2 separate regions of the Mus musculus genome follow, and region 1 is linked to region 2. Evidence: chromatin loops called from intact Hi-C (ENCODE). Cell type or tissue: heart. All regions are shown on one strand. Links, peaks and the distances in the headings refer to the core of each region. The heading gives the core; the rest is flanking DNA.

What was found. Peaks named below come from ENCODE experiments on the same cell type or tissue, not always from the same donor. Only the 100,000 strongest peaks of a DNase experiment are listed, where the experiment ranks them.
Region 1: it touches region 2 in a loop (1.9-fold over the local background); 5 of 42 quality-filtered maps call a loop at or near these places.

The regions. Positions count from the first base shown.
Region 1 is chr1:181,967,772-181,983,697 of GRCm38, forward strand. All of the region lies in intron 1 of Enah (ENAH actin regulator), which reads right to left. It also overlaps the pseudogene Gm51706. Among named protein-coding and RNA genes, the nearest start is that of Enah, 44 kb to the right of the region's middle. In heart, for the core only: no CTCF peak of the experiment used is centred there; no DNase peak of the experiment used is centred there; H3K27ac peaks cover 668 bases.
Region 2 is chr1:181,919,100-181,935,025 of GRCm38, forward strand. Enah (ENAH actin regulator) reads right to left here. Exons shown (of 15, transcript NM_010135.3): 5 at 11,579-11,663; 6 at 4,461-4,741; 7 at 2,559-3,401; 8 at 226-530. Among named protein-coding and RNA genes, the nearest start is that of Gm33669, 49 kb to the left of the region's middle. In heart, for the core only: no CTCF peak of the experiment used is centred there; no DNase peak of the experiment used is centred there.

The DNA of each region.
Region 1 (15,926 bases), core at 8,681-11,180, 50 kb after region 2:
CTTTCACAAAGGCAGTATTATTAATCTCTAAGAGGTACAACAGCAATGTTACTATTAAGCTCTTTATCCCACAGGATCCAAGTGCATACACAAAATGCAAATGCAGCCAGGTGTAACAATCCATCCACAGCCAAGAAAAAGTGTCAGTTCACCCGAAGCACAACAGTGTGCTTTTGAAAATACTTTGTTAACCTGATGGACCACCTTTCAGGATGAAAAATCCCGCAACTGTACTTCTTTCCTCGGTATGTAGAAAGAAGGTCCTTACTGAACATAGCTGCGTGCTTAGGAATCTGGAAGGTAAGCTTTAAAATAATAATTTCAGGTAAAGGATATAGCTTGGTTGGTGAAGTGCTGACCTGACTCCAAGCACGGTACCTGATATGGTAGTACACACCTCTGACACCACTACTTGGAAGATGGAGGCCGTAGGACCAGGAGCTCAGGTACATATAGAGCTTGAGGCCAGCCTAGGTTACATGAAACTGTGCTAACAACAGCAGCTATAAAAATATCTTATTGCCTGTTTTTTGAGACAGGATCTCAACATGTAGTTCCAGGATATTCCTCCTGCTTTTGCCTCCCGACTGCCTGGATAAGCAGCCTGTACCACACACAATACCCACCTGAAATCATTCTTACTGGCACTCAAGTACAGGATCCGTAAAATTCAGTAAATACAAGTCAATAAAAAGAACCTGCTATTGTCAACAGCATGCCTAGAGAGAAAATATAAAACTAAGGAATATATACAATATTCTATTCTTAGAACCACAATTAAGGAGAAACTGGGATGGAATTTTTAAGCGTTCATGGAGAGAAAATGAAAACCTATCTATCAGAAGGAGGCAACAGCAGTAAGGTAGCGAGTGAGACTGACCGTGAACAGGATGTGACGGCCTCATGGGGCACATCCTGAGGAAGACCTACCCGGCCGGAGAGCAAGCCCCTCAGGACAGAAACACAGCAGATTTCTCCTGAAACCTTTCAACTTAAAAAAAAAAAACAAAACAAAAACCTATTTTTATCGCTGTGGCAAAATACATGACCAAAGCAACTGGAAAAGACTTCTTTTCCTCGTGGTTTGCTGCATTTATTACAGAGGAAGAAGCATAGAAGGTGGGACCACAACTGTCTGAGGGAGTGGGAGAAGACCCACTTAGGAAAATACTCAGCTCGCCTGCTTTCCCACTCATTCAGTCTGAGACCACGAGGATTCCCTTTTTAATGGTTTAATCTGGCGGTGGATGTGTAAATTGATGGCATTAGTGGGAACTACAAAACAGTCACTGGAGGGTGCCTTTAAAATGGGTAAATTTTGTGTCCTGCCTGTCTCAGCTTCCTGTTGGTCACAAAGTAATTTTTCTTCATGACATGCTTTCACTGTGATGCCCTGCCTCACTGTGCCCTGGCCCAGAATCAATGGAGCTCGGTGACCTTGGAATTAAATCTCTAAAATATAAACTTAGATTAAAACTCTGAAACATAAACCATTCTGTTTGTGTCAGGTATTCTGTCACAGTGATGAAAATCTAAAGAACACAAATGTGACCTTTAAATCTACTAGGCGAGTAGAAGGATATGGCTACCTATTTTTTTCAAAGATATTTTGACCAGTTCATTATAGAAAAGTAGTGACTAGAAAAGTTAAGATAAAATTCTAACTTAAAACCACAGAAGACCCTCTGAACAAGTGAAAAACAACAAAAAATTGAGAAGTGTATGACTGTGGTTACATCTACTACCCTAACTAAAGACCTACTATGTATTGGGCTGGCAAGATGGCTCAGCAGGCAAGAGCACTGGCTGCTCTTCCAAAGGTCCTGAGTTCAAATCCCAGCAACCACATGGTGGCTCACAACCATCTGTAATGAAATCTGTCATTCTCTTTTGGTGTGTATGAAGATGGCTACAGTGTACTTATATATAATAATAAGTACATCTTTGACTCAGAGTGAGCAGGGACTCAACGAGCAGAGTTGACCGGAGCGAGCAGAGATCCTAAATACAATTCTCAACAACCACATGAAGGCTCATACCATAAAAATAAATATATAAATCTAAAAAGAAAAAAAATCTATGTATTACTGAATGGTTGTATTAACTGGGAATTTATTCTATCACTCTGAATAAAATGCTTCGTTATAAAGATTTAAATGCAAAAAGAACACTTTAAACTCATGATTGAATTTTAGATGGCTAGAGCTGACAGACATAACATTAGAATACAGACTATTTTCCTATGTGTGGCTTTCCTACAGCTGTACAATTTACACTACAACCTGAGCCCAAAACTATTGTAGGAAATGTAAAAGGCCAACACACAGTAAACGCCAATATAGCCATTTATCTTGTTTTATAACTACCATAAATGAGCCAGCTACCAAATGCTGCACTTAAATCAGTTGTTGGGACAAGACTCTTTATAAACTTATTATCTCACAAAAAGGCTAAAGTAGAATATATAGGTAAACTAGTCACATATCTTTAATTTGTATTGTTAAATTAAGAGTCTCCTCAGCTGTTTTTCATGAAAAATCAAACCAAGTTATCTGTGTTCATTTATATGAGACAGATGATGAGTCCCAAAAGAGGGACTCAAATAGATATTTACATAGCCAATTCACAGCAGCTTTGTTCAAAAACAAATACCTCAAATAGAGATGAGCAGAGAACCAAAAGGTGATACATACATACAACGGTTTATTCAAGCCTTTAAAAGAAAATAAATTTTGTTGTAATGCTGTATCTCGGGTGAACCTTGAGGACATTATACTATACGAAACAAGCGGGGATCAAAGGGACAAATACTATATGATTCCATTTACAATGGGTTCCCAAAACACATAAAGTCAGAGGCATAAAGCAGTATGGTGGCTGCCAGGGGCTGGGGAAAGAAGGAAAAGAATGGTGGCTTTTAATTGCATTCATTCGGTAAGGGGTGCATATCACAGACTTCCTGTAAGAGATCAAAGGACTACTTTCCACAGTTGGCTTCCTCCATATACGGGCCTTACAGGCTGGGCCATCTGAATGGCAGGGAATACTTGCCCTTCGTGGAGCGTTTGTGTCAAGGATGAAAAGGTTCTGTGGTGAATGCTGATGCTCGTTGTACAATAAGGTAATTTAACCAATGCCACCAAATTCTACAGTCTAAAGTGGTTAAGATGGCAAACTTTCTGTTGTGTATAATTTACCATATGCATATTAGCTTTAAATAGGGAGAAAATATAATAAATTTTATGGAGAAGCCGCATTTGTTTAAAACTTGTATTGCACTATCTTTAAGTTCATTTTCCTTTCTTTTTAAAACTCTGTGTTACATGGGCTGGAAAGATGGTTCAGAGACTAAGAGCACTGTCTGCTGCTCTTTCAGTGGTACCGTGCTCAATTCCCAGCAATCACAAGGTGGCTCAGGACCATGTGTACTAGGATCTGGTGCCCTTTTCTGGAGTCCGGGTGTATAAACAGATACAGCATGCATGCACACTAAGTAAATAACTACAGTCTCTCTCTCTCTCTCTCTCTCCACCCCCCTCACCCCCATCCTCAATTCATACTGTGTAGCTCCTAACTTCACTTCCAAGGGATTCTACCTTTTCTGGCCTCAGAGGCAACTAAATGCCCATAGATGTAAAAGAAACAATCTTCTAAAAAACTGAAGTCAACTGAAACGGCAAACAAAGGTGTCCACAACTAAAAGCAGCTGGAGGAGGAGAGGGGTCACTTCATCTTACACTGCCAGACCAAACCCATGACTGAAGGAAATCAGGGCAGGAACCTAGCACAAGAACCATGGAGGAACATTGCTTGCTGGCTCCGTCTCTGCCTTGCTTACTTGATGGATCAGCTTTCTCTCTCTCCCTCTCGGCTCCCTCTTTCCCTTCCCTGCTCCCTCTCTCCCTCCCCCAAACCCCATCTCTTTCTCCTTTCTAACTTTATTGTGTATGGGAATTTTGTCTGGATGTCTGTATGTTTATCATGTGTATTGTGTGCCTGGTGCCCACAGGGGCCAGAAGGGGAGGACGTCAGATCCCCTGTAACTGGGGAGCCACCCAATGGCAACTGAGTCCAGATCTTCTGCACGAGCGGCAGACCATCTTAACCACAAGCTGTCTTTTGAGGCCCCACAGCTAGTTTTTTTATGCAGCTCAGATCTACCTGCCAAAATGGTGCCACCCACAGAGAGGTGTACCCTCCGATATCAATCAGCAATCAAGACAATTCCTAACAGACATGGCCACAAGCCATTGTTGAGGTAATTCTTCAGCTGAGGTTCTCATACAACTCTAGGTATAGTCCTATTTCTAGAGGATCTGGGCTCTGAGCAGTGTAAGAATAAAGAAAGCTAGATGAGCGGTGAGCAGGAAGCCTGGGAGCGCTGCTTATGTGGTACATAGATAACGTGCTGAGTGGCTTGAATTCCACCCCTGGCTTCCCCTAATGATGGACTGAAACTCAGAACTGTAAATTGACCCTTTCCTTCCCTATGTTGCTTCCAGTCAGGATACTTGGCAAACATAAATGAAACTGCAACAGTTACAATAAAAAAATGACAAAGTAATTGTGTATCTTCATCTTCATAAAACAAAAGACCAAGGAGATGCATGCTTCATTTCTTATATTCACTCCAGTAAAACTTTCAACTTGAGGGACAGTGTGAAGGTACTTGACTTCTGAGTGTAGAGAATGGAGTCTGACCCCTAAACCTGTATTAAAAGGAAGGAAAGATCCAACCCCAGAAAGCTGTTCTTCAGCCAGCACAAGCACTCTATGGTATATGGATCCATGTTTACATGTGAACCCGCACACATACAATTAAAAAAATTAAACTGATGGAAGAAACAGTAAAGACGACAGTGATCAAGATTTGGTAAGTATTGTGTTGATTATGGCTTCACATTAAAGCCCAAAGACATCTACCACTAAGGCTTAAAGACAGCCATAGTCAAGGTTTCAAGCTAACACCTGCAGCAGACAGTATTTCCAGTCGACATTTTTCTCCTGTGCTCAAAAGCTACAGATAACTACTTGCTGTGTACTTATACACAAGTACTTTTGAGGCATTACACATTTTCCTACCCAACTTACGCCCTTAGCCTAACTGCTCCTTTCTCCCTATTTCCCTTTCGAGATGAAATATACCTATATCTCTTCCCCAGATAGAAATCTAAGTTCCCCACTCTGTTCCCGTGCAGTTATCTCCCATTAGTCACCAGCACCCAGATCTCTTCCACGCTGCCTCTATAGGGTTCCACTGCCACCACTTTAGTGGACTATTTCCTCCCTGGATTCTTATAAGAGCTCACAAAACAGCCTTCTAACCTCCAGCATCGCTCTGTAGAAGGCCCATAGTCAACACTTTCCAAACAAGATGTGTCTATTTTGTTTTTAAACAAGAGTTTTTATTGTTGCTGTCCCTGTGTATCTGCCATGTTTATGTATATGCTGGTATCTACATAGGCTAAAGGGTATCAGATCCTCTAGAAATAGGACTATAGTGGCTCATGTACTTAGTCCCAGCCCTTGGAAGGTAGAAGCAGGAGGTTCGGGAGATTAAGATTATGTTCAGCTACACAGTAAATCTGAGGTTAGCCTCGGCTAAATGACACCCTATCTCAAACAGACAAAACCAGAAAAAAAAATTATGACCCTATTCATAAATGTATACATAAAACATATAAATGATACACTTAAATATATGTATGTGTGCATGTGTATATACATGTATATAATACAAACACTAAATCACTTTAGTAGTATCTGTAGAAGCCAGAATAATGAATGGCTTTAATTCTGTGTAGAAAAGGAAGAATTGAGATCTATACTCCCAATATTTTCTGCAGTTAACATATTGATTTTGTAAATTTTTTTGATTTTGTAATTAAAAGTACAGAAATAAAACAACTGCTCTTCATGACATTACACCTTAAAGGTGATGTAATCTACCTGTTTTAAAGTTTTGCTCTTTACTAACTCATATTCCTACTGTGTCAAAGTCCCAAGTAATAGGATATATATATACATGAGCCAGTATCTAAGTTTTTAAATCAAAAGGTTTAATTTTGTTTTCAGTAGGTTTTATATAGACTGTTCACAGTAGAAATCTTTAGCAATGGTTGATGATAGTATTCTCTTCCATTGCTCATCTAAACTAAAAACATTAAATATTAAATGAACTTCAGTGGTCGACAAAGAATATGAACTTAAGCGGAAGTTAGTTTCAGTGTCAATTGTTATTTTCTGGTTGAATTAAATGATCTATAAAGCCTCTATAAGCTTCAACTTTCTGATTTCTAAAGTAGAGCAACAGTAGCATATCCTACAACTCACTTCAGAATAGAACTATGTACACAGAGCCTTCCAGGTACTTGTAAGGCTCTGAACACTCAAACTTAGGCACCCTGACCATTACTAGCAGAACCAACACTTTGGCAAATTGAGATAATAATTAATAACGAGTTTTAGAAGCACAGAAAGCACCCCGAAACACTCTTCAACATTTGCTCAGCTGCCAAATAACCCTCACGGTCCATGGCATGCTGTGAATTACCACCATTCCTTTAGTCAGATTAAGATCCTAGACTTCCCACTTTTTCACTTCTACTGAGTGGGTAACGAGTCTATGTAACTCTGATAAAGTCCGTCAAACTCTACTCACTACAGACCAGCAGCCTTATTCCTATCCACACTTCGGAACCCATCTTATGGTAAAGCTATTATAAGCTACAGTGATTATTTCTAAATCTGGGAATTCATGATGGCTTTGAAATTTCCCAGTGAACTATAAATGGCTGTTGGTTAGCACATCTCCATAACACTGGGATTCAAGTTTAACTTCTGGTTTCAATGATTGTAACAATACAGATCATGGAGCCAGGTGTGGTGGTCCCAGCAGGAAGGAGGCTGGAAAAGGAGAATTCTAACTTTGAGGCCAGCCTGAACTACATATATAGTGAGATTCTGCTTTCTGTTTCCTGTTTTTGGAGGGAAAAAACCCCCCCAACAAAAACAAAAAACAGACTATAAAGTCTTCAAACAAAATGAAATTGCTGTCAGTTATTAATGTGAATAAGGTAGAAGTATGTATAATAGTTAGCAGCATTGAATATTTAGTCCAACTAAATCAAAAACCAAACTTCCTATTGTTAAATACAACTGCTGGAAGAAAGTCTGGTTTTCCTGTTATCCCAAGGAAACTCTTAATTTTCCAAGAGTATTTCTTGGACACTGATGATTCCAGAGCAGATATTTATAGTCTGGCAAGTCCCTTTACATCTACTGGCTGCCAGCTCTGCTCAGAAGTACTTTATACATTGGGCAATTCTGTCCTAAAAAGCAAGCTATCTACTACAGCTGGGAAAACACATGCCTCACTTTCTTCCATAGACAGTTTCTCCATTAAGATGAGGAACCTGGTCCTTCCAATGAAGTTCAACATACTTGAGTTCCAAGAATTAGACTAGCTATGATAGTTAACATCCAACATAAATTCCAGAAAAGATTATTTGAAGATTAGAAAAAAACGAGACAGCACATACTCAACCAGGTCTAGACCATATTCAACAGCTCATTCCAGGAGCTGTGAAGAGCTAGCTTGTAGCAAACGAACTTCTAGAAGTTACTCGTTTAATATTAAAATCTCATTATCATTTTGTAATTTGCTCCATCATACAACCTGCTTTATTGTGAAGGTCTCCCCCATAAAGCGTGCAGTGAAACTGAACACTCCATGTGTGTAGCCCACATAGTCAATCTGGAGGCAGGGACAAGAACCCCAGTATGAAAACAAAAGAGCACCACAAAGAACAAGCATGACTGGAGGGAGCTCACACCTTAGGGAATGCTGGGTAGTAGGAAGTATAAAATGCTAATGCACTGCTCATGGGTCTGCCTCTGACAATGGAAAGAAGGGACAGTGAAGCGTGACTAAGAGGAGTCAGCAGCCTGTGATGTTCTGTTCTCACACAGGTAGTGCTTGGAAGTAATGACAGCACAGGACAACTGAAGACAAGCACTAGCTATATATAGCATTTGCAGCCAAATATAAACTGCTTGACAATCCTGAGGGTTTGCAGTTCCTTGCCCTGCGCTTCTATAAAACATTCAAACGAGATATAAGGCTCATTAGTACACTTTTTTTTCCAAGTTAACTTTTAAAAATAAGCGTAATACTGGGATTTACTGGTAATATCAACACAGGGGCTTATGATGAGGAGCTGCTTTCAGAGCAGACTGCCTGCTGGGATCTGCTGAAGTGACCTTTCCTTCCTTTTTTCCCCAGAGACAGGGTTTCTCTGTGTAGCTCTGGCTGTCCTGGAACTCACTCTAGAACAGGCTGGCCCTGAACTCAAAAATCCGCCTGCCTCTGCCTCCCAAGTGCTGGGATTAAAGGCGTGCGCCACCACTGCCCAGCTACCTTGTATTCTTATACACTATGAAAATACAAAAGTCCTCCTTTAAGTCTATCTTAGAAGCTGAAGTCAGAGTATGCAATAGTGTTAAAGCTAGAAATTCAGAGATGATATCACACACACACACACACACACACACACACACACACACACACACTTTCACAGCGGTAGCTCAAGCTAGCCTGAAACTTATTTATGTACCACAGGCTAGTCTCAAACTCACAACACTCCTCCCGCTTCAGCCTCCTGAATGCTAGGATTACACACAGACATTTCTGACCCACCCAACAGTCTTCTCTGGCATACTGCTAGGTTCAAAGTTTAAGGACAAACCGTTCTTGCATTTCAGCTGTCAACTGACAAACACATGTAATTTAAAAAAAAATTTTTAATGTGAGATTATCTTTAAGCAGGACCCCAAATCTGTTTCTGGGATTTAAAAGAAATTGTATCATTACAGCCTCCTGGGGCTGGAGAGATGGAGCAGTTGGAAAGAGCGTGCGCTGCTGCTCTGGAAGGACATGAGCTTGTTTCCTAGCACCCATGTGGTGGCTTACAACCATCTGTGACTTCATTTCCAAGGAATTCAAAACCCTTCTTCTGGCCTCCAAAGGTACCAAGCACACACATAATACACATATAAATATACAGGCACAACACTTATATACAAAAAATAAAACTGAATCAATCTTTTAAAAAAAACCATACTAAATTCTATTTTTTGCACTGGGTAACAAGCTTTCTTCACTGTGAGCTTGCTATTTCTAAATTAGCACTTCCTTTTCCAAATAAAGCCGCACGCACTTCACTCACTGTTTTCTTAACTATTACTGCTCCATTATATCCTTCAGTTCATAGCCAAGTAGTTTTCTTAGACTTCTCTTCCCCATACTGCATACTCAAGGAGGACCTCCAAGTACCACAAACACCCAGAGTACTCCTATGACAGCATCAGGCTCACTGTAACAGTGAACTCCTAGTGCAGAAGTGCATCCCCTCTATCTACACAATTAATACCTAAAGCACAGTCAGATACTTGCCGAAATGTCAAGCAAGCAAATGATCACATGGCCCAACAAGAACAGATAATCATTATTTTAGTCATTTAAAGTATTTAAGATTAGAAATATCCTCCCAAAAAAGTGCTAGTTTTAATATACTTCCCAAAGTCCACTTAATCTCAAAGAGAACTGTTAGGGTGGGGCATTTAAGAGTCACGAGGGCACTGTCCTCATGAATGGATTTGTGCCACTATTTTAGGAATATACCAAGTTGTGACTGTACTAGCTTCATGACAAAAGAAATCTACTTCCTTTAATCCCAGATCTCTGTGAGTTCGAGGACAGCCTGGTTTACAAAGTGAGTTCCAGAAGAGCCAAGGCTACACAAAGAAACCCCCCTTCTCAAGAAACAAAAGAGAAATCCACTCCCCACCACCCCCCCCCTCTTTTGCTGGAGAAGGGCACAGGAAGAAGGCCTTCACAGGATAGATGTGGGCCACTTAATCCTTGTCTTCTCAGCCTTCAGAACTGCAAGGAATTGTTCTGTGTAAATAATCCAAAATCAAGTATTCTATTACAGCAGCACAAAATAATTGCAACAAATAAGCAATTTTATAATTAAATGTCAGTGGTAAAAGTAAAAATTTTATTCATACAGACCTTTTGCCATAGGTATAGAATATAGAGTACTTTACTAAAAGTTTAATTAATGGAGCTTTAAAAACCATACAGTGGAAAAAAGGAAACATCTTCAATAAATGGTGCTGGTATAACTGGCAGTCTGCATGGAGAATGAAAATTGATCCATATTTATCACCTTGTACACAGCTCAAGTCCAAATGGATCAAGGACCTCCATATAAATCCAGATACACTGAATCTAATTGAAAAGAAAGTGGGGAAATAGTCTCCAACACATTGGCACAGGGAAAATTTTTCTGAACAGAAGGAACACCAATGGCTCAGGCTCTAAGATCAAAATTTGACAAATGGGACCTCATGAAACTGAAAAGCTTTTGTAAGGCAAAGGACACTGTCAATAAGACAAAATGGCAACCAACACATTGGAAAAAGATCTTCACTAACCCTACATCTGATATAGGGCTAATATCCAAAATATATAAAGAACTCAAGAAGTTAGACTACAAAACCCCAAATAACCCAATTTAAAAAAGGGGTATAGAGCTAAACAGAGGATTCTCAACAGAGCAATCACAAATAGCTGAGAGGCACTCAAAGAAGTATTCAACATCCTTAGTCATCAAGGAAATGCAAATCAAAACAACCCTGAGATTCCAACTTACACCAATTAGAATGGCTAAGATCAAAAACTCAAAGATGTGGAGAAAGAGGAACACTCCTCCATTGCTGGTGGGATTGCAAACTGGTACAACTCCTGGGAATATACATAAAAGATGCTCCACCATACCAAAAGGATATGTGCCCCACTATGTTCATTAGCAGCCTTATTTGTAGTAGCCAGAAGCTGGAAACATCCCAGATGTCCGCCAACTGAGGAATGGATACAGAAAATGTGGTTCACCTACACAATGCAATACTACTCGGCTATTAAGAATGAGGACATCATGAATTGTACAGGCAAATAGAAAATATCATCCTGAGTGAGATAACCCAGAACCAAAAGGACATGCATGGTACGTACTCACTGATAAGTAGCTATTAGCCCAAAAGTTCAGAATACCCATGATACAACTCACTGACCGTAGGAAGCTTAACAAGAAGGAAGGCCCAAATGTGAATACCTGAAACCCACTTAGAAGGGGGACAAAATAATCATGGAAGGCAAGAAACTGGGTGGAGAGGGGAGAGGCTAGGGGAAAAAGAGGGGCAGGATCAGGCATGGAGAGAAAAAGGAGGGACGCCCAGAGGACCAGGAGAATGAATCAAAATATTCAGCAGGGGAGAACCTCTAGAAAGACCCAGAGACTTGGGATGTGAAAGGCTACCAGGACTCAATGGGGATGACATTAGCCGAAATGTCCAACAGTAGAGAGAGAAAACCTGAAGAGACCACCTTCAGTAGATAGACATGGCCCTGAGTTGAGGCAGGGGGTACCCACCCATCTTCAAAGTTTTTAACCCAGAATTGTTCCTGTCTACTACAAATAAGGAAGTGTAGGGACAAAAATGGAGCAGAGACAGAAAGAAAGGCCCAACTTGGGATCCATCCAATGCACACACACCAAATCCTGACACTATTACTGAAGCCATATTGTGCATGCAGACAGGAGCCTGGCATGGCTGTCCTCAGAGAGCCTCTACCAGCAACTGAGACAAATGCATATACTTAAACCATTGGATTAAGGTCAGGCGGAGACCAATATGGAAGAGTTAGAGAAAGGACTGAAACCCCAGAGGAAGAACAACATTGTCAGCTAACCCAGGCCCCTCAGAGCTCTCAGAGACTAAGCCAAAAACCAAGGAGCATACATGGGCTGGTACATGGCCCCCGGCACATGTGTAGCTGAGGACTGCCTTGTATGGCCTCAGTGGGAGAGGATGCACCAAATCCTGTGGAAACTGGATGCCCCAGGGAAGAGGGATGCTAATGGGGAGGGTGAGTGGGCAGGCACTCTCAGTGGTTGGGGGGTGGTGGCGTGGAGAACTTGGGGAGGGGGCATCTGGAACGGGGGCGACTTTTAGAACGTAAATAAAATGATTTAATAAAGATAAAAAACAACAACAACAACAAAAAAAAAAAAACCCTATGTATCTAGGGGCTGAAGTTAAGAGCACTTATTCCTCTTCCAAGAGACTCCAGTTCAGTTCCCCATAGCCACATGGCGGTTCACAACTGCCTATAATTACATTTACAAGGGATCCAATGTTTTTTTTTTTTTCCTGCCCTCTGCAGGCATCAGGCACAACACATAAAATAAAAATAAAATACTAAATAAACCCACATATTTAACGAACATATAAAATTGACCCAGCTAAAGGCATAATAGGGGTGGGGAAATAGGAGTACTGAACACTGACTATGTAACAGTGCCCAAAATTTACTTGCTGCTTGAGAGCAACTCAGTCTATGTGCAATTAGGCATGCCACAAAGGATCCGATTCTACCAAAGAATGCGTGGAACTGAGTTGACTGACAGGAGTAGCTGGTCACACTCATTCTGATTCCCAATAAAAGGGAATACTCTCCCAACTTCCCAACAAACAACCTCAAGCCATTCTTCTCACTGCGCTTGGCCATTACACTCTCATGTCTAAAGCGAGACGGGCTCTACCCCGAACATGCTGAAGTATGGTGTTCACGCCCTTTAAGAATTTTCTTCTCATGCTGGCTTCTGCCCATCTGTAGCAGCTATCAGCTGGCACGGTATCCAAATCCAAATCCAAATGCTCAAAGCAACTCACATGCATCTCTAAGCAACAGCCGTGTAATCCTTATAGGACGTCTAAAAATATCGTCTAAAACGTTAAATGAGTTTCATCTAACATTTAGAAATATGACTGAACGAAATACAGTCAACTCAATTCATGTTAACAGAGTCATTTAGCAGAAGGCCACATTCAAAACGACGAGTAATCCAATTCATAAAAAGTAAAAATGTTTATAGGCTGAACTTTTATTTCAGGAGTGTCCTCTTTGTCTGAGGATACACAATACCTGTACTGTAAGGGTTGGGGTTTTTGTTTGTTTGTTTGCTTGTTCGTTCCGTGGTGCTGGGAACCTAAGGCTCCTTGCGTGCATGCTAAGCTCCCATCCCAGCTTTAAGCCTTATTTTTTCCTTACTAGCAGAGAAGCTATCTTTGGTGTAGGTTTAGAATGTAGAGTTCCTGACTATCTTGACTCAATCATGTGCCCTTCCACAACTTCTGTTGTTAAATGAGCTTTGTCTTTCTTTGGCTGACCTCATTAGCCATGAAGGCTGAAAAAGCTCATATCCTTTAATACTCTCTCCTGAACATCTCACCACTACTGAGATAGACAGCCGTGCCAAACACAACGTACATCTCATTAAAAACCCAATTTTCAGATACCCACCCACCCAAGAGATGGGCTAACAGACTGCCAGGCAATCACAGGACTGATTCTTCTATCAGTTGAACCTGGAGCTTGCTTGGCAATGAGGCGCTTACTGAGTTTGGCCCTCTCTGGTCTTTAAGCAAAATGATCCTGAAATACACAAGGTTCCTTACAGGACCAAAAATGCCACATGCAGCTCCAAGATGGCAGCAAAACTTACAAGGTATGTATGTAAATGCATCACTAGTGCCAAAGCATGTGTTTTTCCTCTAGTTTAACTCTATCCAAACAAAACTCAAATTATATAATAGAAAGATTATGAATAGTTCTAAAACATCCAGAGTAAGGTAACTACACTTTAAGTATGCAAAGGGGAGGGGGGAGGTCATGTTGTTTATACTTAAGGACAAGTATCTTATGGGCCTAATTTTAACACAGACAAACATAGAAAATCAGTTGGTAGTGTTTGCCAAGCATTCCCAAGCACTGGGTCAATCACCTAAGCATGGTAGCACATACAGATACCTATAACCTCAATGCACAGGAGATGAAGGCAGAAAGATCATAAATTCAGAGTCATCCTTGGCTACATACAGAGTCTGAGACCAGCCTGGGTACAAGCGAGCTCAATCACAAAAAAATAAATACACGAACAATAAGAAAAAAAAGGGGGGGGTAGCTGGAGAGATGGCTCAGCGGTAAAGAGCACTTGACTGCGCTTCCAGAGGTCCTGAGTTCAATTCCCAGCAACCACATGGTGGCTCACAACCATCTGTAATGGGATCTGGTGCCTTCTTCTGGTGTGTCTGAAGAGAGCCACAGTGTACTCACATACATAAGTAATAAATAAATCTTTTAAAAAAAACCCACTACTTGATGAATGTACATATGATTCTATGTGAATATATCCATTTCCCTGTAATAATCTTATAACCTGTAATTTTACATCCTAAAGATGTAAAATGTTTCAAAAACAAGTCTCTAACAAAGATGCTACACACTGATAAAAATGAAGACTACAACCTATTCATCACAAATATAACTCCAAAAATAATGTGTGTGTGTATATATATATATATATATATAGTGACTAACAATTGTCAAAGAAAATACAATTACCTTAATTTAATAATATGCCTAGAATTATTGATAGATCAAACATATAAATTAAAAGCAAAAGTATTAAGTCCTGAACAATAAAGACTCAAAAATATAGCCAGGCATGGCCGCTCATGCCTGAAATCCCAACACTCTAGAGGCTAAAACAGGAGGACAAAGTTCAAAGCTAGCCTAGGCTATTTTGAGTACAAGGCCAAACAGCCAGGAATACAAAAGGAAAACCTTCCTCACACTCTCATTCAAATTTTAAAAAGAGAAAAAGGAAAGGGAGAAGGGAGGGGTGGCAGAGAGGGAGAGAGGGAATGAGAGAGACAGGGAGAGAGGGAAGGCACCTAATCTCAGAACTAACTCAGGAGGCAGAGGCAAGAAGATCTCTGTGAGTTCCAAACTAGCCAGGTATACATAGTGAGGCTCTGTCTCAAAGAAAAAAGAAGGAAGGGACACACACAAGCCAGGTGTGGGGGCACAAGTGTTTAACTCCAACACTTGGTGAGGCAGAGGCAGGCAGATCTCTGTGAGTTCAAAGAACATTGTGCACAGGGAATTCCAGGACCTGCAGAGCTAAAAAGGAGAGATCCTGTCTCAATAAAAACCGAAGAATGACAAAATAAAAAGGTTAAAAGGTTAAAAGGTTAAAATTTAAAATTAATACAAAGTAAAGTCAAAGAAACAAAAACGAAGAAAATAACAAAAGAGCAGAAATCTGGACCAAAGAAACAAGTGAGAAGGTTAAAAATCAAATAAACAGAGCAAAACACCTGCTTCTTGGAGAATAATCTAGATAAAACTTCAGAAAGATTTATGAAGTAAGACCAAAAAGAAGGGAAGTAATTTAGTGTCTTAACTAAACACTAGTGACTTTGTTTTTCAATTAAGATTTATTTTATCCATTTAAGTGTTTTGCCCACATGTAAGTGTATGCACCGTGTGCATGCAATGTCTGCAGATTCAGGAAAGTGTGTCAGATCTCCTTGAACTGGCATTACATATGGTAGTGAGTCACAATGCAGACGCTGAGACTTGAGCCTGGGTCCTTCTGGAAGAGCAGCCAGTGCTCTTAACCACCAGGAAGGACATCTCTCCAGACACCACACCAATGATTTTGTAATCTAGATGAAATGACAAATTTAGTATAGAGTTTGAGTGAATTAAAAACAAAAAACAAAACAAACAAACAAAAAAAACCAGAACGACTGAAATAGCAGTGCCGAGCCCGCTGAGTGGTTGCGATGAGTAAAGTCCACTGTCCCGAACTATAGTTCATGGACAAGTAAGTAGTTATCCCTGAAGTTAAACGGTGGCAGATGTGTACAGGGAATACTGAGGGGCGGGTGGGGATGGCAGCCAGTGCGAAGCATCAGGGTGGTGGTCATCCAAGGAAACAGCGTCACCACGT
Region 2 (15,926 bases), core at 7,168-9,667:
TGTACAGGCAAAGCAAGCAAAAGGCAGCTGTCAGTCAGATGCTGACTGCTAAGCCTGAGCCGATGGTCTCAGAAACTCCTCACGATACACTTTTCTAAAATGTTGAATTATGTTGGCTTTTAATCAGTCAAGTTAAAGGCAGTGTTCATGCCAGTAATGTCACTATTTTAGGCATTTAGACACATTAAGACACACATTTAGAAGGTCAGTAATTTGGTAATTTACCCGGGACACTTTCCTAAGTTTTGCTCCCGCAATTGCAGCTGCAAGTCCAGTTAAAGGGCGATTGTCTTCTGACGTGGATCCAGAGAAAATTCCAGATGCGGGGAGGGGAGGGGCAGGAGGTGGGGGAGGAGGGGGAGGAGCTTGATTAGGAAGAGGGGGTGGTGGAGGGGGTGGAGGAGGAGGACCAGTGGATGGCAGTGGAGGTGGTGGAGGGGGTCCTGGGGGAGGAGGAAGTGCTGAGGCGTAGGCAGGGCCTGATGGGAGAGGGGGTGGTGGCGGAGGTGCAGGTGGTCCCAAGACAAGGCCTGAGAGGAAGGAAAGTTAACACAGTCATTAACAACACAGCTAAATCACTGTGGGTTACACGGGCAGATATACAGAATGCCATGCTCAAGTAAGTGACTCAGACACTGCACTGAACAAAATGATCTATCATAATACTTAATACATAATACTTGTTTTTAACTAAGGATATTAGAATTGAAAGCCAAGGTGCACATACAACCATTTAATATTCAACTTTTTCTAATAAAACTAATGAGCTCCGCCCCCCCCAGGGATTTGAAGACAAATGTTTATACAAATTTAGAAAATTATGCGCACATACACGCATGCACACACACACAGAGAGAGAGAGAGAGACATGCAGTTAGTACTGCCTGAGATAACAGACCCAAGATAATCCTAAGCCTTTGACCTATGATGACAAACATATCTGACTACAGACAGACAAGATGAAGACCTTGGAGAAATGGGTCTTAGGTTTTAGTATCTTAAAATGATTCTACATGTAGTCTGAGATAGGCATTACTGAAGAAATATAATAAACTAATATGAGGTAAAACCTCAAACTAACTGAGAATTAAGAAGTTAAATATGCCCGGCGTGGTGGAGCATGCCTTTGATCCCAGCACTCAGGAGGCAGAGGCAGGCGATTTCTGAGTTCGAGGCCAGCCTGGTCTACAAAGTGAGTTCCAGGACAGCCAGGGTTATACAGAGAAACCCTGTCTCGAAAAAACCAAAAAGAATTTAAATATAAAGTGATTTTAGGCTTTGAGGTAGAAATATAGGAAGTACTTTTAAATATTGTTAAAAACAAACAAACATACAAACAAAAAAACCACAGAGTAAAGAATTTACTTAAAATTGAAAACACCAAATTAGTAAGTATTTACTTAAGCCTTAACAGGGCTAATTTTCTTTCTGTAAAGCTAGTGAGTTGCACACTTGGGGAGTAGCTGTCACTTCGGAGGTTTCACCAGGGAATACACACAGAGCAACAGAGGGCTGACGGTGAGCTCTTCCATCCTTCGGACTGAGCTCCGAGCACCAGTAGGCTTTAGCCTGGCAGGGCCTCTTGCTCAGATGTCAATCAGAGAGATACTAAATTACACATGATAAATTTCTTTTCACCTTTTACAAAAATCTAGTAAGACAGCATCAAAAAAATCTACTTTTAACAAAAGAGGTATGTCTAAATCCAGATTATTACATTGTTTGTATAAGCACACTTCCTCTCTACATCCTATACTTATAAAGAGGAACAAAGGCAGGGTTCCATGCACCTTCTTATGTACAGAACCGCGTCCATCTTTATGTCCACAGGCTGCACTTAATGTTACATGGCCCTTCCCTGCTGCCCTGCATCACGGTCCGTGTCTACAGGAAACCTTCAAGGACCTTCTGTTTGCCTGTATAGCAACACTTGCAATAGAACCCTCTGGGGGATACACCAAGCCTGCCAACCCTCTGCTTCTGCAAAGGGCCTGAGGCTACCTACCCTAAAGGTCTAATACAGAGAGCTCAATACAGGAGAAGTGGAAATGAAAAAGGGATCTTAGGGCAGGAGTGCTCCAGGGAAAACTCAGGGATGATTTATCTATTAAACAGATCTCCATGTCTCTAGGAAAATATCTCATATTTACCCCAGGGAAGATGAAACAGTCAAGTGCTCCTAGTGAAGTTTAAGATGAATGTAGAAGTACTAGGATCCCTAAATATTAGAAAACACCTATAATACAGTACTTACTGCAAACGATCTAAAACCTAAGTTTAATATGGACATCTCCCATACTAAATTCCAACTAAGGCCCAGGATTTAAAAAAACAAAATCCTTCATTTTAATGTTCTAAATAATAATAATAATAATAATAATAATAATAATGATAATGATAATGATAATGATAATAATAATAATACAACCCCAAATAGCACTTTGGCATAGAGACGCTCAATCATGAAATCCATAGGACCCAGCCACTCTTCTAGGCAGGCAAAGTTGCTCTGCACTCCTCAGAATGACCAGTAGTCAGCAGCAGAAGTGAAGCCTTACCCTGTGGGGTTGGCGACTCGGCCGGCTGAGAGGCTGCCTGCAAGCCTGGCTCGGAAGCAGAGGAGTCTCCCAGCTCAGGATTTAGAGGGGTCTCCGCAGAGGCAGGGGCAGCTGCAGAGGGAGAAGGGAGAACACTGGGCTTGGATGAGGGAGTTGAGGCAAGAGGGGTGCCTGGAGGAGGAGAAGCCTGTGATCCACAGTGTGAGAGTGAGGCGAGGGGAGGCAGCGGCGGCGGTGGCAGCGGCGGTGGTGGTGGCGGCGGCGGTGGCGGTGGCGGTGGCGGCGGAGGTGGCGCTGCTGGCCCTGAGGTAGGCGGTGGAGACACTGGGTATGTTACAGAGTCTAGCGACCCATTGGGTGCTGTTGGTGACGGAGGCATTTGGGGCACAGGAGAGGAGACACAAACGGGAAGGACAGGCCGTGGGCCAGTAGCTTTGCCAGGGGGGCTGCTAATCATTATTGGAGGAGATGGAGGGAGGGGCGAGAAATTGGAAGTAGGCCAGGCACAGGACTTCGCAGCTGGAGGCTGAGAAGAGGGTGTGTTCACAGGAGAAGAAGGTCGAGAGTTTTTGTTGAGAGGACGAGGAACTGTAGCGTAATGGGGAAGAACAGGGTGGAAGGCTGAACCTAGAGATGTTGCAAAACGTGTCGCTGCGTGTCTCAGTGGTGGTGTAGGGGGTGTGGAAGTAGGTGGCAAAGCAGTCACTACAGCGTAATCAGGAGTGGCGTCTGACACCGGAGCTGAGATGACTTTAGCATATGATGGAGGAGGTGCCGAAGGCGGCTGGCAACTGGAATACTCAGGAAGTGGAGCACTAGACAGGGAGCTGTCTGAAGATGGAGCTGGACATAAGGTGGAAAGCAGCGGCAAAGACAGGATAAAAAAGGAGAGAGAAAAAGGGAGCCAGTGAAGCCCGAGACCAGCATCAGACAAAACGCACAAACGTGGATGACAGTTAGCACCAGGGGATTAGGCAAATAACTGTCTCCACTGGAGAAAACTTAACTTGTAAGCACATTTCGAAACCCAAAAGAGGATGAAATAAGTTCTTTTAAATATGTGGATTAATAATTTATCCTCTACAAGGATAGTAACAGTCTTAATGTTTATTACTTAGTCCACTAAAAACTGCATCAAAATTATTATAAACAGCAGAATAAACCGAGTTGTGGTTTCAAACCTGGCGAAATGTTTACTACGATGGGAAAGGAATGCCCAACTCAGTGTCTTATTTTTGGACATCTCTACCTTCTTAGCCATAACTCCAGACAATTATGCAGTTAAGAACAATAAATTAACCAATACTGAACCGGCATTGGCCTCTCATATAGCTCAAGATTAAAATTCTTTGATAAATATTAACCATCTTAAATGTTTATACTATATCATAATCCTCTATGACACTATAAATTCCATCAGACTGTGATTTTCTTCATCATACCAGAAAATGTTTAAATAACCGGTTATTTTTGAGAATATTTTTAATCTATTTTAATTTTTCCTTCAGAAATCTAACTATAACCAAGCTAACTTCTTGTTGTACGTAGCATAATACATACAGTATGTGATAATTTTAAGCAATGGCACAAGGGAAATATCTTCCAAGATCATTATAAATTTTTTTTTGCATAAAAACATTCACACTTTATAGCTGAATTTTAGGGCGTTAAGAAAAATTAAAACGACAGACTAAAAATTCCCAAGGGCTTCCTTTTAGTTTCTAAGCAATAAAAGGAACACTGAAGCAATATTTGTTGAGCATTTATCCTAACTACAAACTGTACTGCTTATTCCCAAGCACCGCACATGGGAAGTATCGCCACTGACAGCTGCAGGAGCCTTGGCCCATCTCGGCTGTAGGAGGTGCGCGTGTCGCGCATGCGCGTCTGCAGACTCCTTACCAGCATTGGACATTCTGCGCTCTCGCTCCCACTCCACTTGCTCCCGCTCCAGCTGCTCCAGGCGCTCTCGCTCCCGCTCCTGCCTCTCTCGCTCCAGGCGCTCCAGCCTCTCCCTCTCCAGCCGCTCCACGTGCTCCCTTTCCTGCCGCTGCCGCTCCAGCTGCTCTTGTTCCAGGCGCTCCCTCTCTAGCCTCTCTCGTTCTAGTCGTTCTCTCTCCAACCTTTCCCTCTCCATTCTTTCCCTCTCCAGTTCCTTCTGTCGCTGCTGTTCTTGCAGTTGCCTGAAATTAAACATTGGACGAATAAAAATATGCACTTATGGCTATACATCACTACAGTGAGTGGATGTTCACCTCACGTCTGATTCAGACAGACGCAGAACACGCTGTCACTACTTCCCCACTTAGGAAAGCTTCCTTACAGATATATAAAATCTGTATAGTCAGGATATAAAAAAATTGTATTTTATTCCAATGGGACTAGTAAGCTCTTAACATGGGTTCAATCAACACAATTTATGAGAATAGAGTTGCAAATAAACCTACCACTTTGATGGCCAAGTCATTATATTAATCAGATGATGAAATAATTATAAAGTGAAGTATAATCTCCTTTTCTTTCTTTCTTTCTTTTTTTTTTTTAAAAGATTTATTTATTTATTTATTTATTTATTTATTTATTTATTTATTATATGTAAGTACACTGTAGCTGTCTTCAGACACCCCAGAAGAGGGCATCAGATCTCATTACAGATGGTTGTGAGCCACCATGTGGTTGCTGGGATTTGAACTCAGGACCTTCGGAAGAGCCAGTCAGTGCTCTTAACCACTGAGCCATCTCTCCAGCCCTTCTTTCTTTCTTTTTCTTTTTTTCGAGACAGGGTTTCTCTGTGTAGCCCTGGCTGTTCTGGAACTCACTCTGTAGACCAGGCTGGCCTCAAACTCAGAAATCTGCCTGCCTCTGCCTCCCAAGTGCTGGGATTAAAGGCGTGCGCCACCACACCCTGAGTAATCTCCTTTTCTTAAAAATGAAACATTTTAGCTGCACAAGTTATTTCAGAAAACACAATGATCATAGCCACAGCTAAATAAACATTTACTGAATTGAAAATAAACCGAGTTAAGTAAGAAATAAACTATACATTTTATATCCATAAGTAACTATAGTTATTTGGTACATATGTGTAGGCTTTTGCCTTATAATAACATACACATACAACTTTAAAATTCAAGCAAATCAGTACCATGTCACCATGACTCTGAAATCTGCCTTTTCTGATACAATACATACTGGAAAAATTACCCTAAAACTTTAGTTTGGCATCTTTAACTCCCACGAACACGTCAGCACCACTGCTTAGCTCTTGAGTTTAAGCAGTCTCCAGTGTAGGATATAATTTACCCTATTATTATTATTCATATTACAATAAACATTTATCTTACTAACCCTGAAACCTCCTCCAACTACTTCTAGGTGGACAGGCAGGCAATTCTAAAGATTCTTAATATATGGTTCTCTGGTATTTGAGGAAATTATCTAAAAAGCAGTTATCTTTCTTTATACATGTTCAACAGCATTTAGCTAATATTAAAGAAGATAACACAATAAAAGCTCTTTAAAATGTATAGTACTCCATAAAGTAGACTGTTGTATTGATGATCGTTCAGAAAAGCTTAGAACTGGAACCTTTTCTGGACCAACCATCCAGCTGGGCTCTGGTAAGACGAAGAGTTACATGAAACCCACAAACCCACAACAAAACCCACAAACAGAAAACAACAGTAAAATACTGGAAAAAGAACTTTCACCCGTCTAAGGCAGCTATAAAAACAAAAGGAAAAAGCCCATCCTTCAAATCAATTCTTTACATACCTCACTCAAAACAGCCTTTCTCTACACAATGTCCCGTTCACATATCAATGGCGAGTTAGGCAGGGACCAACTGCAGTACTTCTTTTGAGTCATTAAGAAACAGACTACTAATGAAATCACACTTTCAGGGTACATTTACTATAATATTTGATAATTTATCAGCTATACCAGTTTTGAGGGATAGCTATCAATGTGGTTATGCTGCAAAGACATTAGAAACATTAAGAAATTTTAAATCACGAAAAAAAAAAAAAAAACAGCACTCACCCTCAATAACACACATTTAATGAGGAAACTCAACTGAGGTTTGTATTAAAATTTTAGGCCTTTAAGTGCTAGGGATATGGCTCAGTGGTGAGCACTGGATGCTTGTGTGATGGTATGTGCCTGGTCTTATTGCAGCTAGTTATGTGGTTTGCCTGATGTCCTTGGGAGGCCAGCTCTTTTCTGATGAGAATTAGGGAATGGCTCTTGGGGAGATGGGAGGTAGGAAGGAGAACTAGGGAGGGAGGGAGGGAGAGAGGGAGGGAGGGAGGGAGGGAGAATGAAACTACAGTTAGGTTATACTATACCCTGAGATACCACACACACACACACACACACACACACACACACACACACACACACACACACACACAGAGCTATAGGAAAAAAATCAATGTCAGGGCGACACTAACATTAGATAATCACTGTCCACAGCTGAGCTACATGGTACTCTGACTGCACTGCATTCCTTTCTAATTGCTGGGCATTAAAAGACAAACAAAAACAAAAACAAAAAACCAGTAACTTTTACACGTGTTTCTCAAAGCATCATAATGCTTTAACACAAGCATAAGTAACTTTTGGTAGTCACCATAGGTGAGATAGGTATGGCTGAGTCTGGAAGCAGTCCTGAAATAATGACCCTTATAACTAGAATGTACTGACTTAAGAAGAGTTTTGCACATGCCAATATAATCTTAAAGGCTTCCAGCCAATAAAAGATAGAATGTGTACTAAGGAAAAGAGCAGGGCGCCAAAGAATATTTCCAAGTTTGCCGATAGATAACTCAAGTATGCAGTTGATACACTTAAGAGACTGATGTTTGAATAAAGCAGTGAATACTTTTAGCCAGGTCATTGAAAAGATGTCTATGTATATGGGAATGAAAACACCATCAAGAAATTTTCTGACTTACAAATTTGTGGTGGCATGAATAATTCCTACTTAAATTGAAAGGCTTACAAATCTGACCATAACATTTTAAGCTATAATGTGAGACATTTCCAAATCTTTTTAAGGAGTCTCCAAAATTATAAACGATGCTTTCCTTAGAGTCATCACTACCAGCTTGCATACAGAAAATGCAAGAAACCCTTCTTCTAGAGGTTGGTTACATCTGTCTGCTGGCTGCCAAGTAGTAAAACCATCTCCAGATTTTATTAACACACGTGTCTGAATTCCGAGCTGTGAGAAAATTCCAAGATGCTTGTTTTTTTTAAGTTAGATGTAACATTTTCAATCATTTGAATGTTCTTCAGAGAAAACAATTAACATACCTTTTCCAGAAACAAACATAAGTGAATACTATTATGGCCACTAAAGTATTTTAAATATATTAAGTAAAAACATAAAAGATATATATATCTATCTATCATTGAGGTATTTTCCCCCAAAACATCAGTCCCTAAAAGTAAACAAATGAAAACAAAAAACAAAAACCCAAAACCCACTACCATCACAACAACAAAATACTGGCCCACAACAAAATCAATATACATACAAATACATGTTTAGTTTATGTTTTTATGAAGACATAGTCTTGTGAGACATGCAAAATATAAATAAAATGTCAAGATATATTTTATTCACCTTTACCTAGGACAGTTTTTGGGTAAATATAAATTTCAATTTCATAAAATGAAGTGGGAGAACAAATCAGAAAAAAAAAAAGCATTCTGGTTGCTAACACTAAATAATGCTGATATGTCAAAATGTAAAAATTTGTATTTTTTTTAGTTAACTTTTCTGAGACAGGGTCTCACTATGAAGCCCCAGCTGGCTTTGAACTCACACAGACTCAACAGTTTCTGTCTCCCAAGTGCTGGGATTAAAGGTGTGTACTACTACAGCTGGTGTAGATACACACTTTTCATTGTCCTGTGTGGGCATTTCACCGCTCTACTAAAAAAAAAAAAAAAGAAGATAGTTGAAATTGAATATCACAAAACTCCTAAGACAAGAGCCAATACTTACAGCAGAATGCGATCGACTCTTGGTCCATCCTGCCTCTGGAGGATAATGGGAGTGCTGTACACTTTCATTACTCCAGGTCCTTAGTTCTGTGCTATAAAGGGGTTCTTATTCCCCTTTATAACTTGCAGGTAGTAGTGATGATTTGAAAGCTATTTTTAGATGTTAACTAAACTATCTTCTGTGTTGAGATGAATGTAGGACTGACTCATGTTTCTTAGAATATATTTTCCCATCACAGCCAAGGAAGCCAAATATTAATAATGAGTAGGAACCAGAAACTGACTTGATGAATCACACACACACACACACACACAGAAAATTGTATTATGATATAATAAAAGTATTAGGTCAACAAAGTAATATTTAAAATATCCAACAACTTTATGTTGACTACAACGTATAAAAGCCATACCTAGTTTTTAAAAGGGGATTATTATAGAGCATCTTAATAATGCTCACTACTCCTGATTTCTTCCTACAGAAGCAACTAAGTTTTAACATTCTTGAATTTATCTCAAGGTTCTGAACAGCAATTTCTTTACAAATATCTATACCCGACTTCTCATATTTAGATGTAACTCTTTTCCTACTTGATAAATTATTTAATTCCCACTATCTGGGTGGTCAGCAATTGAACCTGGGGCCTCCATGAGCTCTATCCCTGCGTTATACTCTAGCTCCTTACCTACTCTGGCTACCTCCCAATTTTTCTTTCTCCTTTCCCCTGCAGTATTGACACAGCATTTCATTCCCTGCCCATCCATCAGCTACTTTCCAAGGAAACTAACTTCCTATTTGTATCCTGAACACTAATACTTTCCTTGGCTTTCCCCACGTCAACCCTATGTATGCACCAATGCGCCACTCCAAGCTCTCCAGCAGAACTGCACACAACCCTCTTCATGTGGTTAAACGTGTCAAATGCTCAGGTTCCCCACCCACTCCTGTTTCCTCGTGAGAAACCAATCAGGAGCCCACGGGCTTCCTGACTCAGGCAAGCAGGCTGTTCCCAAGCTAGGCACAAACTTCTTTCTTTCAAGTTCAATTCCACTTTTCTTGGACCACAACAATGTTATACAGCTCTTGATTTCTTCCCTCATTTTAAGAGAACATTTAATAGCTTCTATGAAGCTGCTTAGAAAAGGAAACTAGATTTCAAAATAAACAGATACTACAGGCCCTGGCCCACACTAAGTAAGTACAAATATGTACTTATGTTTAAATACAAAATGTAAATGAGATATCAAAATACATTTCATTTTGCCTTGAATCTGGAATCCTCATCTTTGGCATCTAAGTGTTGACATTATAGTTCTGTGCCACTGTCCCTGGCTGAGAAGACAGTTTAAATTGGCCTTCCTCACAGCACATACCAGTATGAACAACGGGTAAGTACAAAAAAAAAAAAAAAAAAAAAAAAAGACCTTGGAGATGTAAATTCAATTTTCACTAGAAGAAGATTTACTCTAATGCCTCCCATATACGGCCATTAAGCACTAGAAATGTGGTTACTTAAAGAAGTATTTTTGAGTATAAAATAAACACTAAATTTTGGTAAGAAAAGCAGGATGTAAACTTTGCTAACATTTTTTTTTCCTAATTTAAATTTTATTTTATTTGCATTGGTGTTCTGCCTCCATGTATGTCTGTATTAGGGTGTCATATCCACTGGAACTTGAATTATAGCTAGTTGTAAACTGACATGTGGGTACTGAGATTTAAACCCAGGTCTTCTGGAAGAACAATCTGTGCTTTTAACTACTGAGCCATCTCTCCAGCCCCCTATTTTTTTTTCAAGACAGGGTTTCTTTATGTCCCAGAACTTATTCTGTAGACCAGGCTGGCCTTGAACTCAAGAGATCTGCCTGCCTCTGCCTCCTGAGTGCTGAGATTAAAGGCTTTTAAGATCACTGCCCAGGGCAAACTGTAATTCTAAAAAAGAACTATTTATTTTTATTTTATGTGTATGGATGGGTGTTTTGCCTGCATGTACGTCTGTGTATCACATATGTACAGGGCCTACAAGGAGCATAAAAGAGCACTGAAGCCCCTGGCCCCCTAAGAACTGAAGTTACAGACAGCTTTCAGATGCTATGTGGGTGTTAGAAGAGCAACCGTTGCTCTTAACCACTGAGTCATCTCTCCAACGCATGTAAACTGTCTTAATAATTTCATAGTTCATACTGAAAGGGTAAGTGATACATGTGTTTGTGTGTGTGTGTGTATTCTAATTAAGAAAAATCCACCCCTAAATGAGGTATTATGCACTTGATTTTCGCTAAAAGGCAGAGAACGGATAAAACTATTATAATTTCAAGCCTACCTCTAGATTGTACTGAAATGACAGATAATGTTGCTATTTTTGTTTAACCACCATTAGCCATCAACAGATTATCTTGTATTTTCCTAACCCCATAAAGCCCTAAGATCAGAGCCTTATAGACTTACTTAGATAACACTTTGACTTTCTAGTTAAAATGGTCATATGAAAGTGATACTGGACACAGATATTTAGTATAAAAGAAGACTTCATGGGGCTGGGAGATGGCTCAGTTGGCAAAGTGCTTCCTATGCAAGGAGAAGGACTTAAAGAAAATCTAGGAATGTTACGTGCCCATGATCTGAATGGTGGGGCTGAGGATCTCGGAGCTCTGCGGTCATCTGGGTCACAGAATCAGTGAGCTCCAAGTTCAGTGAAAGATTGTTTCAAAAAATAGCGTGGAGAGCAAATGAAGACAGCCAATGTAGATTGACCTCTAACTTCTACATGCATGGGACATACAGGTGCACTTGGACACACACTCATACTGAAAAAAAGAAAAAGGCTTACTGAAGGGAACAGACCCCTGAGTCTTTTTAATATAGTTTTAGATGTATCACAAGTATGCTTTCTACAAAAAAAGCAGATAGAATGAAAAGTCACAATTTCAAAGACCTAAGGGCCCAATGTGTTGTTAGGTCCTTTGGGTCTGCTACAAAACCAGAAAGTGTAAACACATGGATTTACCTTCTCTGGATTTCCAGCTCTTCTTGGGATGGGCCATTTTGAACTTGAGCAGGTAGCTGTGAATTTTGTCTAGGCAATGTTGGCCCTACAAAGGGAGGAAACATTACAGATGAATATTACTATTCTACTAAGCTGGGTGGAGGAAATTAAACCATGAGAACAACATAAAACCATCACATATTAAAAAAAATGCATCTTCTTTTCATCTAGCAAAATAAAATATAAGCTTACATAACACACAGCAAATGAAAGACTGCAACATAATGCTGTCATCATCTCCAGAAGGCTTACTTCAAACAAATGGAAACACCAACAATAAAGGGAAAATAAACATTTATATATGAAGAGCTTGGTGAAACAAGTGTTCAATGAGCATCTGAATAGGCGCCCGAGCGAGCCTGACAGTTTCCGAGACAATGAGACATTTTGTTTGGGGTAATTATTCATGAGGTGGAGAGGAAAAACTTAAATGAAAGATCAGAATTTAAAAACTCACCTAAATAGAACACTGGAAATGAAAAACAGGAGAGAGAGAGTGTGAGAACCGCATACTAGACGGAAGTATGCTAATGCAGTTATCAAACCTGCCCACCTGAGCTGCCATTCCTGTTTAATGACCTGGCATTTCCAGGACTGGTGAAACAAACATTTGCTAAACTCTATAGTATTAACCTACTTAGCTGAATTTGTAATGTTCTAGGTCATCTTAACAACTTTTCATTTGGGGTAAGAAAGGCAGAGGGTTGGGGAGACCCTGTGTTTACACAAACACGGAACTGTCATGAGAAACCACTGACCATCCAGCCACTCCCAGCATCCATAGATAACGCAGACCCATTTTTATTATCTTAGACTGTCACTAAATTATGGGAAATCTTATTGTCACAGGATATAAAAATTAAGTGAGATCCTTGTTGCACCTAGTATAATATACAATGAGATGAACAATCTAAGGTTAAGCTAGAACGACCTTGAAATCTTCAAGAGTAAAAGCAAGAAAGTAAAGACAGTTTCTTTCCACCGTCTGAGAAGTGTCACTTGACTTCTCAGAGTTGTGTAGAGCACTACTATAAAAAGTAAGTGAGTCAGTGCCGTGTGTGTACTACATACAACATGCTGCTGTGCTGCGTGAGGGCCTGAGACTCAGTGCCGTGTGTACTACATACAACATGCTGCTGTGCTGCGTGAGGGCCTGACACTCAGTGCCGTGTGTACTACATACAACAAGCTGCTATGCTGCGTGAGGGCCCTGAGACTCAGTGCCGTGTGTACTACATACAACATGCTGCTGTGCTGCGTGAGGGCCTGACACTCAGTGCCGTGTGTACTACATACAACATGCTGCTGTGCTGTGTGAGGGCCTGAGACTCAGTGCCGTGTGTGTACTACAACATGCTGCTGTGCTGTGTGAGGGCCTGACACTCAGTGCCGTGTGTACTACAACATGCTGCTGTGCTGCGTGAGGACCATGGAAGCGGCTATTTCCCCTCGTGGAGCAGACCCACAGCCGGAAGCGAAGGTTCATCAGGATGTAAGACAGCACTGGCCCCTCCCAGTATGGAAAAGCAGGAAAATGATCTGAACTTACCTACTAAACTTCATCTCTTTACATGATTTTAGATTAGTCATTTAATTTGCCCTCTAATGACAAATTAGATGACAACTGCAGCAATGTATTTCATTAGATATAAGCCTGATACTTTGAGAACCAAATAAAGAAAATATAAAATCAACCCCATGTAATTAACAAGAAAAACCAAAAACACGTTTTAAAAGCAAACACACATATAAATGTTTACATAAATGAAAATATGTTGTCTAATAGAATGTTTAGAAAATTAACACAATGATGTTTTGAAAAACACTGCCATATTGGGCTGTACATTAATGTTTCCTATTTTATAGAGAAAAGATCCTTTTAGAAAAAAGTAGAGAGACACTGAGCTGGGAGGACAAATTTAAGAACATATAAAATTGGGAGGAGTATAATTTATATATCTATGCTTATAGTTATTTTATTTTAAAACTATAAAGTAAAAGAATTTGGTAAAACCAACTTAAAAGATCATTATGGCTCAGTTTAAAAATTATGTCTGAGTGTTTAAATGAAAACTTTGGCCAGTATAATGAAACAGCTGGAAATCGGGAGTCTAATTGTCATGCTCACATCTAGAGAAGGCATCGTATCTCAACCATCCTATCAATGAATTAAGCCTATACTTTTAGCTGAAATTTATATATTCAAGTCAAATATATTAAAATTTCAATTTAATCTTATTGATCTTACTAAACAATTTTGTTTGTTTGAATCTAGCTCTGGGCCCAGCATGGTAGTGTATGCCAGCATCTGGGAGGCACCCACAGGAGAATTTTGAGGTTAGGGTCACCGTGGGTTAAATATACTCTCAACAGAACAAAACTTCCAAAAAGCCCCTAAGAATCCTGATGTGACTCATAAAACAAACTTAATGTGGAAATTCACTACAGTGCACTCCTACCACATAAAAAGGAAAACTTCAAGGAATCCTTTAAGATGAGGATTTTAATCTAAGAATTAACTCCTGTAATTCTTTACTACATAGCTGTATGATAACAAGCCATCTGTTTATCCGGGCATTCTTAAAATCCCTCTTTGGCATTCTGTGACATCTACATTTAATCTGCTTGTTTTGTTTTCCTTCTTCACCAATATTGCCAAGTTGTAAAAATCCAGCATCCTGAAATATATATGCAATTATGCATAATTATAGAATACTATAATTATTAGATAAAAATTCTGGGTAAATTATAAACTAAAGGTACACAATTACATATTCCTTTTCATCAAACATTTTAAAGGGATATAAAATTAGTGAGCTGTATCAAAGGTGTTACAAAACAACAAAAAGCAGAGACTACGGTTAGCCAAGGTCATCAGTTGCTCTATTTTCTGATATGTATACTATTTTTTCAAATGGGCCATATTCCAAACTGAGTATCTGTCTTCTCATAAAATACAAAATAGATACTTTCACAACCATCTCAATGGGTAAATAGCATTTTATCAGTTATCGTTGTGAAGAAGAAAAAAGGGGGGTGGGGGTGGGGGGAGAAACAACCAAGGTGCAGAAATGGGGGATTCTGCTCTATCTAGCCCTCTGCCTGAGGGTCTGCCTGATAACCAGGCCTATGGCTAGTCCTAATATGCCCAGGCTAGGCAAAGGAAAGTTTGTGAATTACTGTTCCTAATAAAGACAGAGTAGCAATGTTGCGGATATGCATTCTATAAATGATAGAAATCTGATATGAACTTCTCTCCAATAAGAATGGCACTTCAGTCTTGCCTTCAATTCTGAGTTTTGGCCAAAGCGCATTTCACTTACTCTCCTCATTTTAATTCTCACAAGTCTAGGTAACAATTAGCCACAGACTAAAAACAGGACTAAAGGACAAGTAGGTGCTGTTATATACAATACAGCTAAACTTAAATTTAGCAATCAGATGGAAGACTGTATATAAATAAAAGGCCATTATAAAGGAAATCTGTGTTTTAAACCTGTTATTTTATGTTTTAAAAACTCCCCTTTGTTAATACGGTCAAATTCCTTTTTCCCCTTTAAAACTGGGTAAGCTATCATTCTACACGTGGATCTCAACCCGAAAAGCACGAAGTTACAGTATCAAGTGCATTTCCAAAATGAGCTGAAGAGAGGTATAACATCACACAAATATCAATGATTGCTCCTAGAGGCCCAGGAGAAGCCCGGGGTAAGACCAGACCAGAGATAACATTACTGATGTTAAGCCATCTGCAGTACTAAGCTGGAGTCTGGGGGCGAGGAGCAGAGATTTACAACTCGCCATAAAATAGGTGCTCACTGCTGTAACCACCAGCTAGAGCAGATCCAAAGGAAACTTACATGACCAGGAGATAAATTAGAATTTCCTCTTTTTTTTCCCTTATTATAACATGCTTATCTAATCCAAGCATAGAAACTTAAAAGCCAGAAACCATATCAACAATACTAAGAAGTCACACTAAAAATTCCGAGTTACATAGAAAAAGTACATACACTAGCTGAACTATTAATTCAAAATTTTTTGTAGCATACCATTTTATAATTTTCTCTTACGAAATAGTCTAGTCAAGGTAGGAGTCAAAAAGGCATATCATACGTGAATCAAAAAAATTAAAATAAGAAACACTTTATTTTGAAATTTGGGTTTCTAAACTAGGATGTTTCAGAATCAAATAGAAAAAAAGAATTCAAACAAAATGTATCTACATACTAATCTATATAAAAATTTCCCTGTGCAAAGATATATATATGTGTATATATATATAAAAGAAATTTATATATATATGAAA